Regions from separate parts of the Homo sapiens genome. Here region 1 is linked to region 2. A link is a contact called in ENCODE Hi-C or POLR2A ChIA-PET data. All regions are on one chromosome and are shown on one strand. The core of a region is the stretch at or near the end of the contact, and the rest is flanking DNA. Distances in the headings are between cores, read along the strand shown.

Region 1 (6,430 bases), core at 3,430-5,929, 560 kb before region 2:
AGAAGTACTGTTTCCAGGAAGAGTAGGCTTGGCGGAGGCAGGTAGGTGATGGGTTGAAGATACCATGTATGTAAGCCCAAATATGAGGCAATGCCCTATTTCCCAATTGGTAGGTTACACACATTTTGTGTCCTTTGTTGTTTTTTTTTTTGCCATCTTGAATGTATACTTTTTTTTTGTTTTTCAGATGGCGTCTTGCTCTGTCACCCAGGCTGGAGTGCAGTGGTGCGATCTCGGCTCACTGCAACCTCTGCCCTTCTGGTTCAAGCAATTCTCCCTGCCTCAGCCTGGTGAGTAGCTGGGATTACACCATGCCTGGCTAATTTTTTTTTTTTTGAAACGGAGTCTCGCTCTGTCGCCCAGACTGGAGTGCAATGGCGCGATCTCGGTTCACTGCAAGCTCCGCCTCCTGGGTTCACGCCATTCTCCTGCCTCAGCCTCCCAAGTAGCTGGGACTACAGGCAGCTGCCACCACTCCCGCCTAGTTTTTTGTATTTTTAGTAGAGACGGGGTCTCACTGTGTTAGCCAGGATGGTCTCGATCTCCTGACCTCGTGATCCGCCCACCTCGGCCTCCCAAAGTGCTGGGATTACAGGCGTGAGCCACCGTGCCCTGCCATGCCTGGCTAATTTTTGTAGTTTTTAGTTGAGACAGGGTTTCACTATGTTGGCCAGGGTGGTCTTGAACTCTTGACCTCAGGTGATCTGCCTGCCTCGGCCTCCCAAAGTGCTGGGATTACAGGTGTGAGCCACCGCGCCCGGCTTGATTTTTTTTTTTTTTTTTGAGATGGAGTCTTGCTCTGTCACCCAGGCTGGAGTGTGGTGGCATGATCTCGGCTCAGTGCAATCTCTGCCTCCCAGGTTCAAGAGATTCTCCTGCCTCAGCCTCCCGAGTAGCTGGAATTACAGGCATGTGGCACCATGCCTGGCTAATTTCTGTATTTTTAGTAGAGACGAGGTTTCACATGTTGGCCAGGCTGGTCTTGAACTCCTGACCTCGTGATCCACCTGCCTCAGCCTCCCAAAGTGCTGGGATTACAGACATGAACCACCATGCCTGGTGGCTTGAATATATACTTTTAATGATGTAAGTGAAATAGTCATATTTCTAGTTAAGAATTTAATTTATTGACTTGGTTACTTGTTTGTTTGTTTATTTATTTATTCGTTTGAGACAGAATCTTGCTCTGTCACCGAAGCTGGAGTGCAGTGGTGCGATCTTGGCTCGTTGCAACCTCCATTTCCAGGTTCAAACGATTCTCCTGCCTCAGCCTCCGGAGTAGCTGGGACTACAGGCACGTGCCACCCCGCCTGACTAATTTTTGTATTGTTAGTAGAGACAGGTCACCATGTTGGCCAGGCTGGTCTGGAACTCTTGACCTCAAGTGATTCGCCTGCCTGGACCTCCCAAAGCGCTAGGATTACAGGCGTGAGACACCGCGGCTGGCCAGTTATATTTAGAATCACATGCATAAATATACTTATTTAGGAATCTTGCTTTTTTGTTACTCATTATTCAGACTATTTATCAACAGTCTTTGTCATCACTTGTGCCCCCCATCTTTTTTTTTTTGAGATGGACTCTCGCTCTGTCACCCAGGCTGGAGTGCAGTGGCACAACCTCGGTTCACTACAACCTCTGCCTCCCAGGTTCGAGTGATTCTCCTGCCTCAGCCTCCCAAGTAGCTGGGATTATGGGCGTGTGCCGCCACACCCGGCTTATTTTTGTATTTTTAGTGGAGACGGGGTTTCACCATGTTGGCCAGGCTGGGTCTTGAGCTCCTGATCTCAGGCAATCTGCCTGCCACGGTCTCCCAAAGTGTTGGGATTACAGGCATGAGCCACCATGCTCAGCCTTGTGTCCCTTTTTGAATGATCTGACTCAATCTTCCAGAATACTTCATCTTGCTTCTGTCCAACTGCCTTTGAGATTTCGGACTTTTTGAGTCTGTATGCTATGCTCACTGGAAATGTTATCTCAAGCCTTCATAGCCATGTGCTATTTGCCATCTCCACAAAGCTGACTTCTTGTATTGCTTTTAAAAGGGATCTTCATGGGGCTATGTAAGGAAATATTCATGCATTTTAGAGGTGCATACTAAAGTAGGAAGGAGTGAAATGGCATGAGGCCTGCGATGCTCTTTAAAAGATTTCAGCAAAGAGAAAAAAAGTAAAACACAATAAATGAAGCAAACATCAAAAAATCGAGTAATTGTTAATCGAGTGACAGTTATATGGAGAGTCACTGTGCTATATGCTCCTTTTGTCATAATAAAATTTTAAAATATAAAATAAACATTGTCATAATAAAAGTTTAAAATGGGCTGGGCCTCGTGGCTCACGCCTGTAATCCCAGCACTTTAGGAGGCTGAGGCAGGTGGATCACTTGAGGTCAGCAGTTCTAGACCATCCTGGCCAACATGGTGAAACCCTGTCTCTACTGAAAATACAAACATTAGACAGGCATGGTGGTGGGCACCTGTAATCCCAGCTACTCGGGAGGCTGAGGCACGAGAATTGCTTGAACTTTGGAGATGATGGAGGTTGCAGTGTGCTGAGATTGTGCCACTGTAGTCCAGCCTAGATGACAGAGCAAGACCCTGTCCCAAAAAAGAAAAAAAAAGTTTAAAATGAGCTTTAAAAGACTGGCTTACAGGCTGGGTGTAGTGGCTCACACCTATAATCCCAGCACTTTGCGAGGCTGAGGTGGGCAGATTGCTTGAGTACAGGAGTTTGAGACCAGCCTGGGCAACATGGTGAGACCTTGTCTCTTAAAAAAAAAAAAAAAAGAAAAGAAAAGGACTTGCTTACAATATCTCTCATGCTTGTAATTGGAGGTCATACCTTCAAGAATAACTACAAAAGCTTTTATTTTTCTTTGTATTAAAAAACCAAATCAACAAAAACTATTCTTCCAGACAACCTCTATAAACGTTCCAAACTAAAATTCATGAGATTCCCTTCAGAGTATTTTGTTGTTCCAAATAAAGAAATTCTGTAATATAAAGAGCTTTTTAAGACACAGATATAAGGTGATGCCTTATACTTGCCTATCCATCCTATTTTTCTCTATGCTTTGCTGGTCTGAGTAGACAGGGTTGGTAATGACCCCAAATGGAACACTTCTCTAAGTGATGGGAAGATCTCATGCAGTGTCCTTCATCAGAAGTACCCATTACCTAGTGCCCTTGTTGGCACTGGAGCTGGAAGGCTCAGGATAGCAGGGAACAGGCAGCCCACAGTCCTGGAAGCAGGCCTGGTGGCACAGGCCTGGGTATGGAGTGTCAGTGGTGGCAGAAGAGGGGAGTCACTGTTTTCTTCATTAGTTAATGCCTCTCCCCTGGAGGGAGGGCAAGAGCTATGGTCTACACAGCCAAAGTGAGAGGGTGGTTGAGCAATTCTCCAGCAAACTCAGGCAAAATCAGGCAAGCATATTTAGGCCTAGAAGTCCTGGTTACCACAGCCTAAAGTGATAGGGACAGAAAGTGAAAGGAACAGAAAACCAGTCTGTATTTGTTTTATGTGAATTTTGGAGCAATGGCTTTTCCAAAGGAGGAAAGAAGAAGTTATTCTTTTTAAAACACAGTTGAAGAAGAGGATGCTTTTCCTATGGACATAGTAGGCCATTTACCAACGAGTTATTAAGATAAAAAATACCTACTGGGCCTGTGTAGGAAGCCTGGAATTCTCTTACTTTATTGTATTTTCCTCTAAGGATATATTGCGTTATTCCACAACAGGCTGGTCATAATCTTTGAGAGATTTACTTCTGAGACTTTTTGGTGTGGCTTCATTCACACTTCACATTTCCTAAGAGAGACAATTTTGGCTACTTTGAAAGAACCCTCCCTCAAACATAAACATCACAGCATCCTGACTTTAGAGTGTCTGTCTCAACATTTCAATGTTAGAAGGTTTATTGGAATGCAGACAAATAAAATAAGATAAATAAAATCTCAGTGTGCTTAAACTGAGAGCAGGTTCTTTTTTGGAAGATGTGCGTGTGTGTGTGTGTGTGTGTGTTGATGAGCTAAGTGTTGATTATAACCCAAAAAGACGGAAAGTGTGAGATTAGATAAGTGTCTGCTAGATCCATTATTGCTGTGTGCATTCTGTGAAATGGGCTTAGAGTTCACTGGTTGTAGCTGCAGGATAAAGTTCACTTGTTGTTTATTCTCAGTCTGATTAGGCCACCATTGAAAACAGAATGTGAACTACTGTCCAGAAGCCCTCTGTGAACTTCAGGTCTGCCTTAGGAGGGACGCTTCCAGCGAGGGAGCGCGTGATGAAGTCTGCAGGCATTGCTGGGGCAACGCTAAGTGGCCGCTGGCCAGGGTAGAAGTTAAACCAGGAGATGGCTGTCAAATGCAGTTGTTAGGTGTGGCACATCTTTCTCAAGCTGCTGAGCTGAGCAGGAAAGAGAGACGTTTGTTTATGGATTTATCTCATCTATAAGACACTCTTATTAGATGAACTCTATATCAGTTCTATGTAGAACTCTGTACCAGTTCTATAAGGCACTCTTTAATCTGAATCTTTTTATTTGCTCAAGAGAAAAATAAGTCTGACTTGCATCCCATTGAAGATTTAGATTGCACTGTTTACATCTTTCACCTGCGCCGCGGTAGCGTCCTCTACCGATGCTATCCTACGTTGATTTTTCCAGCAACCTGGGAAGCAACCTCATAGGTGGTTTGGGATGTCTTTTGGCTGTGCTTAAAAATTTCCAACAGATTTGCTACACATCTTAGGATAAATATGTTTCCTGTGAATTGTGATGATTTCTTACAGTACATTTGCAAGCATGTGTATGCATCTGCAGGAAACATAGCCTGGCTCTGTGAAGGAATACTGCTGTGACCGCAAAACTGTTTCTGTAGAATTTTCTCCGGTGTGGTCATCCTGCCTTCAGGTCAGTGAATAGATGGTGTTTGGACAGCGTCTGGCACAGATACTTTAACCTTAAAGCTTAATGTATAACTGGTATTTTTTCCCCCTTCTGTGTCAGCAATTGGCAACGGGACACTGTAAATAAGGATTCTGGTTTGTAAATGGACGTCTGTTCCTCCAGGGGAGGGGAAGGCTGGAGTAAGCAGTTTTGAAATTCATGCTGCAAGTGATAAGATAATTTGAGTAACCTGTAAGACCTGTGGATTCACAGGTTTCAAAAACAGGAAAGTCTCTTGTTTGAAAACCCTCTAAAGCAACATGTGGGCTTAGAAAAGAAGCCGGCTTGTGGTTTGGTGATTGTACTTCCTTATTGATATAATGGCCGCTGACGCAAGGCCTCCTGGGATTGCAGCGCGGTGACCGCAGGCCTGACGGTTACCCTGACCGGGTTCTGAAACAGCCCGGGGCTTTCAGCACAGATGAGAAGTCTAAAAATTTCCCTTTTCATTTCCTCTCTTGTGTGACTTTGTCATTTTTAAAAAAACTGGTCACAGAAAAGGGAATTTTGCCCATGCTTTTAAGGAGTTTATCTCGACTGAGTAGCTTCCCCGCCACTCCTCTAAAATCCCTCCTCAAAAACCCCAAGTTAAAAAAAAAAAAGATCTATTCTTGTAGATTTTTTTTGTGTGGGTCTATGTTTCATTCATCTGCTTTCAGGCTGGATTTATAACAAGCAGAACTTTTAAAACGGTATGATTTTAAAATAAAATTAAAAAAAAAACACGCTGAGATCTTTCCATAGCTTTGGCTTCTGGGAGTTGAAAGCGCAGGTACGTGCTACATCTTCTGGAAACCTAACCCTCGCACGCCAAGCGGGAGGCTCTTTTGGTCAAATACTCCCAGGACTTATGCTTGAGTTCTGAAATAAGTGAAAGCAGATGCCATTCCTGTGCGACATAGCTAACTGACCGCAGCCCAGAAAGTTCTGTTGGCTAGCTGTGTGGGGGCTGTCTTAAGCCCTGAAAACATTCTGCATCAGAACTCAGCTTCAGAAAGGGGTTCCTGCTCTCCTGTCTGCCCTGGAGATAGTCACGCATGACAGCTTGTGGGCTGACTGAGCATTTAGGCAGCTGCTTTTCCTCTCTCCCTCCAGGAGGAAAATAGAGCAAAAAGGTAGAACTTACTTCCACACCCAAGTTTCTCCTGAAAGCACTGTGCCTGTTTTGTTTGCTACACATCTTGGGTATGTATGTTTGCATCTATGCATGCAGGCATGCATGAGTTATTTATGTGTGTTATTTGGTCCAGCCTTGAAGCTCCTTTTATTTTTCAGTGAATTGAAAGAAGGTAACCTTTGGATGTATATATTTTAGTGCTCCAGCAGATTACCAGTGAAACATGCCGACTCTCACCAAACCACCCCATGTTGCCAAATCTTCTCTCTTGGCCCTGATGATGTGCAACTTAAAACCAAGGTCCAGGTTGACTGCACAGCAGAGTTTACTGTTCGCTCTCTCGCTCTCTCTCCTCTCTCTTTTTTT
Region 2 (6,014 bases), core at 3,390-5,889:
AATAAACAAATAAATAAGGCACCCTGGGCATTAAGCCACCTCTGTTCTGTGATTGCATACCTCCTTGGGATCGGCTTGTGACAGGCACAAGGCCAGGTGCTGGGGCTTAGCCAGGTAGATGAGCCTCTTTCTTCATGTGACTCACAGTCAAATGGGAATAGACATCAAGTAATCAGAGCAATTTTTTAAAGTTTTAAAATAAATCACAGAAAAGTAAATGTGATGAGGAAAGTTTTAAAATAAATCACAGAAAAGTAAATGTGGTGATGAGGAAATACAGACTGTTCAGTCTGGGTGGTTTAGGGAAAGCCTTTCTAAGTAACATGATGTTTACATTAAAATCTAAAGCATGAATAGGAGCTAGGTCAATGAAGACTGAAGGAAAGAGATTTCTGTGCAGAAGACACTGTGTTTGGGAACGGCCAGCCCCACTTGATTTGCCCAGAGCTTTAACTAAAGCAAGCTTGGTCTGGCTGAGGGAAGCAACAGAGCAGTCCCAAGATGGAGGGAGCCAGGGCCAGGCTTGGGTTGATGTTGAGTGAATGGGGAAGCCAGCAAAAAGTTAAACTTGAGAATGACGTCATCCAGTTTTCTTTTGCATTAAAGTGTGAAGAGCAGATCGGAGGTGAGCAAGAGAGAGTGGGAGGAAAATTGTGATTTAGATTAGTATGAGATTAGTAGAGGGACAGAGAAATGGACAGGCTTTGAGGTAAGGTAAACAAGGGCCTAAAGTACTGACTGGATTTATCAAGAGCCATTCGATAGCATAATTAGGGGATTGAAACCAAATTAAAATAGGTACAAGAGGGGGCCAGCTGCAGTGGCTCTCGCCTGTAATCCCAGCACTTTGCGAGGCCGAGGTGAGTGGATTGCTTGAGCCCAGGAGTTCAAGATCAGCCTGGGCAACATGGCAAAACCCCGTTCTCTATAAAAATAATAATAATAAAAAAAAGTTAGCGGGGTATGGTGGCATGCACCTGTAGTCCCAGCACCTCGGGAGGCTGAGGTGAGAGAATCACCTGAGCCCAAGAAGTTGAGGCTGCAGTGAGCGGAGATTGCACCACTGCACTCCAGCCTGGCAACCGAGTGAGACCCTGTCTCAAAAAAAAAACAAACAAACAAAGTCCAAATGTGGATAGGATGATACATTAACATATATTACATCAGAGTGGTAGGTTTACTGGTGTCTATAATTTTCTTTACCTGAATATTCGGAATATTTAAAATATTTCATGTCTTTAACTTTTCAAAAAATGGGTGATGAAGGTGAGACAGAGTCAACTTATTTAGAAAATTCTCTCAAAAAATAGTATATTAGAAAGTTCAACAGCTAGTGGTGGGGGTGCTGTCAAAAGAGGGCTTCTGTTTCATTTTTGGTAACATTAGTTGTTTTTAAGTGATACTCATAGTCAGGAAGTTGAACAGTGCAGAAAGGCATCGAATGAAAACGAGACAGTCTCCTTCCTTCTCCCACCAAAGGTGAAACTCCAGTAAACTTGCTTTTCTTTTAACAGCTACCTAATATTCCATTTGCCTTAGGATATCGCTTGAGTCCATTACTGATGGACACTTTAATAAGGTTTTGTTTTGTTTTTTAAGACTAGATACAAAAGCCCTTTTGAAAAGGCTGAAGGAAAGGCTAGAATAGAGAAGAGGGGAGATGCGGAAGTTGGGGGAGATAGGGCAAAACCCAGGGGAATGGGATCTGTTGCGGGGCAGGGTATTGCCCTTTGAAGAGAGACTCTTGACAGTGAAGGAGAAAAGAGGACAGGTGGGTAAGGAGGTGGCAGGAAGAAGAAAGATCTCTCACTCCTGTCTCCTGTGATGTGTGAGGCATGGCTGTCTGCTGATAGTGAGAGGGTTGGGGAGGGCATAGGAACTCCAGGGAGTGAAGAAGACACACTGGTCAGGGCAGGAGCGTGATCTTGCCAGAAAAATGTCTTGAAATTGCTGCTTAGTTTATGGGTTGATGATCATGAATTTTATCTGAAACCTGCCTGCCATATTGTATAACTTTTATCCCTACCTTTTTTGCCTTTTAAAACATAAACTTGACAACAGATGTTTTAAAAATTTAAACGCTGCTCATAGTAAATTTGTTTGGTTTGTGAAAGTAGGTACAACTTGGCTGCATGGTATGAGTCTTTGGAGTAGAAAAGGTGACTTTTATGTAATGGTTTTCTCTCCTGGAAAAAAGAGTTTTCTGCCAGACATAGGTTTAAGGTTCCATTTCAAAATGTGAAATTTATTAAGTGTCAGTTTTTAAAGTATGTATTGATCTTGGAGAGGTGTGTATAAATCTTAGGATAAAGTTCATAAAATTTTCTGTTCCTTCTCAACTCTGCAGCCACCCTTTAAGATACTGAATTGATTCTCCCCTCACCAGAGTTGTTTCATTTGTCTGTGGCTCATACCATATTTTTAATCCTTAGGAATGCCAAGAAGAATTGGCAACGCATTCAGGAGCATTTCTTTTTTGCAACATTTCACCCACTCAAGGATTATTGTCTAGAGGTGAGTAGAGAATATCATTTGTAAATTCTCTATTGTATCTTTAATCCTGATGCTTCCTTTCTGCTTTTGTTGAAGGGTTGTGATTAGGGTAAAGTTTTTTTCTTGCTTACAAACATCACCTTAACATTTTAAAGTTCTAAGTTTAACTTTGTCACTTTATGCAGATGACTTGCTTTCATTTCACTCTTAAGCAGTGAAAATTGGCTAGTCATTTTCACTTTCTATTTCTCAGGCAGTGTCTGGCTTGTAAACAATGGAAGGGAATATTTAACTCTAAACAGAAATCTGTTCTGACATTAAAAGGAAATGAGTGAGAACATTTGTGCAGGTGAGATTTCATTGTACTGAAGCCCATTGTTAATGAAAGAACAAAAAGATATACTTTTTTGTTAATGGCAATTTTTAGGTTCTGGGTAATGAGAATTGTATAGGAGATGATACATCACCTCACTGACTGTAACAAAATGTGCTTATATAATTTTAAGAACCATAAACATGCTTATTATGATTAACATGTAAATTAATTCAATATGTAAATCATTAGACATTGCATAAATTATGATACCTTCTCCCTTTTTCAACTGTAATTATAATGTGCTGCCCTTGAATTTAAATCACTGACCTAGGGCTTTTCCTCTGAAGAACTTATAAGTTATTGGTAACTTAAGCTGCTGTGCATAAGCAATTTTTTTGGTGGATTACTAAGATTATTGATAAACTGATCTGTAAAAAAGTATAGATCTATATATTGCAAGATATGCATCCTAGAACACTAATGTGTATTTTCTGCTGCTTCACTGCAAATATCATTTAGGATTTTTCAAAGATTTTAATATGCTCTGCTCTGTGTTCTTTAGCGCCCAGAATGCTTTGTCCGGCATCTTTCTGCAGGACTCCTCTAGTCACTCTAGTGTTAAGTCAACCTTTTTCTATTCAGTCTTCCAACAGGAGTAAGTCCTTTGCCTCCCTCCTGCCCTCCCTCATCCTTACCTTTGACCACCTCACTCTCATATGTTTTATGATTTATTCTCCAGTCATGAAATGAATTAAAGGTGTATGTGTAAATAAAATAATGGGGCTTAATTGTTCATAGGAACTGTATCTCTTCATGTATTTGTTTTTTTTTTGTTTTTATTTTATTATTATTATACTTTAAGTTTTAGGTTACATGTGCACAATGTGCAGGTTAGTTACATATGTATAAATGTGCCATGGTCGTGTGCTGCACCCACCAACTCGTCATCTAGCATTAGGTATATCTCCTAAAGCTATCCCTCCCCCCCTCCCCCCACCCCACAACAGTCCCCAGAGTGTAATGTTCCCCTTCCTGTGTCCGTGTGTTCTCATTGTTCAGTTTCCACCTATGAGTGAGAATATGCGGTGTTTGGTTTTTCGTTCTTGCGATAGTTTACTGAGAATGATGATTTCCAATTTCATCCATGTCCCTACAAAGGACATGAACTCATCATTTTTTATGGCCTCATAGTATTCCATGGTGTATATGTGCCACATTTTCTTAATCCAGTCTATCATTGTTGGACATTTGGGTTGGTTCCAAGTCTTTGCTATTGTGAATAGTGCCGCAATAAACATACGTGTGCATGTGTCTTTATAGCAGCATGATTTATAGTCCTTGTGTATATACCCAGTAATGGGATGGCTGGGTCAAATGGTATTTCTAGTTCTAGATCCCTGAGGAATCGCCACACTGACTTCCACAATGGTTGAACTAGTTTAGTCTTCATGTATTTGGAGCTGTACTTGGTGCCCCCTACTTGGTTCCCCCTTAATCAACATGTAGTCGTGATCATTGTGCCAGTTTAAGTTTGCACAGATATAGCTAGTGTGAAGAAAACCATATTCATTCTAAAACCTTTCATGAAGACATGTGCATTGCTGCTAAGAGTATTGTTTCGTTTTTAAGTTGCCTGTTACTTGGACCTCTGCTTCCTATGTACTTGTTTCACTGTTGGTCATTTTTATGGTGCAGTTCTTTTAGTAGGTAAGAAAAGCAAAGGAGGATTGCTTATGCGATGACTGTTTACAGTGGTGTCAGACTATGCCGTGTTCACGAACACTTTAATATGTTGTTGTAATCTGATTTTATCCTCGTCTTACAAATGAGGAAGTTGAAGCCAAGAAAGGCTGAATCACTTGCCTAACGTCACATAACTAATTATATTAGTCAAACCAGAATTCAGATTCTAAATTTATCTAATGGGTACGAGAGTAAAAGACTTGTCATGAAAAGAGCTTGAACTTGATTGCCTTTGGAGGTATTTAGTTGTCAGTAAATTGCACTTATCCAAATACTGTCCATCATTAGAACTGATTACTTCTGAAACACTGTTTTTATTAGGCACATACTGGTTTATTACACACAGTTAGAAGTACCAGAGTACAAGTTCTGCCTCCTCTCAGGGGTTTCCTAAATTAATCCCCTAATTTCTGAGAAGATGAGAAATATATATAGACAGTTGCTATAAGATATAAATGAAAGTATATAGTTTGATCAGATGTAATAGTTTGGAGAATATATCATTAATAATTAAGTTGTATTTTAAATGTTATATATTTCTTTGTTATTCTTAAGGGAAGAAATTTAGATTTTATAATTCTCTTTTCAGACCATATTTTACATCCTTCCACGCCTTTCAGGCCTTATTGAAGATGAATGGATCACCATTGATAAATTTACCAGATTCACTGATGTTCCTTTAGCTGCGGGATTTCAGTGGTACCTTTCTCAAACTCAACTTAGTAAACTAAAACCAGGTGACTGGTCTCAGCAAGACATAGGTAAAAAATAATTTTCATTTTATTTTTTCCCCTTGTTGATCTGGTTAGATTTTTTTGATTTAAGTTACTAAGGACAGGTAGTTAATAATAATATCACTTTCATTGACATGGTGACCTCTGCCTTTCCACTTAGGGAAAAGACAGTGAAAAAGTGTGGTATAACTTTGACTAACACTTTTAGTGAAACTTAGCTTTAAAGCTATTTAAAAAAAAAAAAAAAGCCAAAGGAAGCCTGATCTGCTTTATATAAAGCTGATGGCCAGTGGCCTCCCTTTTAAGTAGTATTGTTCGTTAACACTCATTGCTTTTCTACTATATATTTCTGTAAAAATAAACATTTCCAAAAGGACCAAATGATGAAATCTCTTTTTTTGTCCTTCATAGGAATAAAGCAGAGCTCTTGATTCTAGTCCCCTCTTGGTTGGTTGGACGCCGCTTCATGTTATCCCTTCTCCTCTGTCTCATCCTTCCCTGTACAATGACTCCTTTCCACCAGCTTCCTCTGGGACCCACATTCCTCTCCTCCCCCTCCTCCCCCTCCCCTCCCTCCTCCCCTCCCCCTCCCTCCCCCTCTTCCCCCGCCTCCTCCCCCTCCTCCCCCGCCTCCTCCCCCTCCTCCCCCTCTTCCCCCTCCCCCCTCTTCTCCCTCCTCCCTCTCTTCCCCCTCTTCCCCCTCTCCCCCTCCCCCTCTTCCCTCACCT

What was found. Hi-C counts contacts between places; a loop is a spot of excess contacts on that map. ChIA-PET counts read pairs that join two places held with the same protein, here RNA polymerase II (POLR2A). Pooled maps may share reads with other maps.
Region 1: a map with no recorded cell type shows a loop between it and region 2 (9-fold over the local background). The contact joins the promoter of LNCATV here to the enhancer-like site in region 2. A Hi-C loop is called at or near these places in 1 of 37 single-sample maps with no recorded cell type and 4 of 50 pooled maps. POLR2A ChIA-PET finds 5 or more read pairs at or near these places in 1 of 52 experiments (activated naive CD4-positive, alpha-beta T cell).

Annotation. Positions count from the first base shown.
Region 1 is chr1:234,962,248-234,968,677 of GRCh38, reverse strand. LNCATV (lncRNA negative regulator of antiviral signaling) reads left to right here and starts at 4,679. Exons shown (of 4, transcript NR_125945.1): 1 at 4,679-4,911. RefSeq lists enhancers at 5,031-5,080, 5,101-5,400, 4,714-5,913.
Region 2 is chr1:234,397,681-234,403,694 of GRCh38, reverse strand. It overlaps TARBP1 (tRNA guanosine 2 -O-methyltransferase TARBP1), which reads left to right. Exons shown (of 30, transcript NM_005646.4): 25 at 2,433-2,514; 26 at 5,142-5,313. Among named protein-coding and RNA genes, the nearest start is that of COA6-AS1, 27 kb to the right of the region's middle. Within about 2 kb of position 4,639, at least 5 of the 41 ENCODE cell types and tissues checked have a DNase peak (open chromatin) inside an H3K27ac peak, as active enhancers do.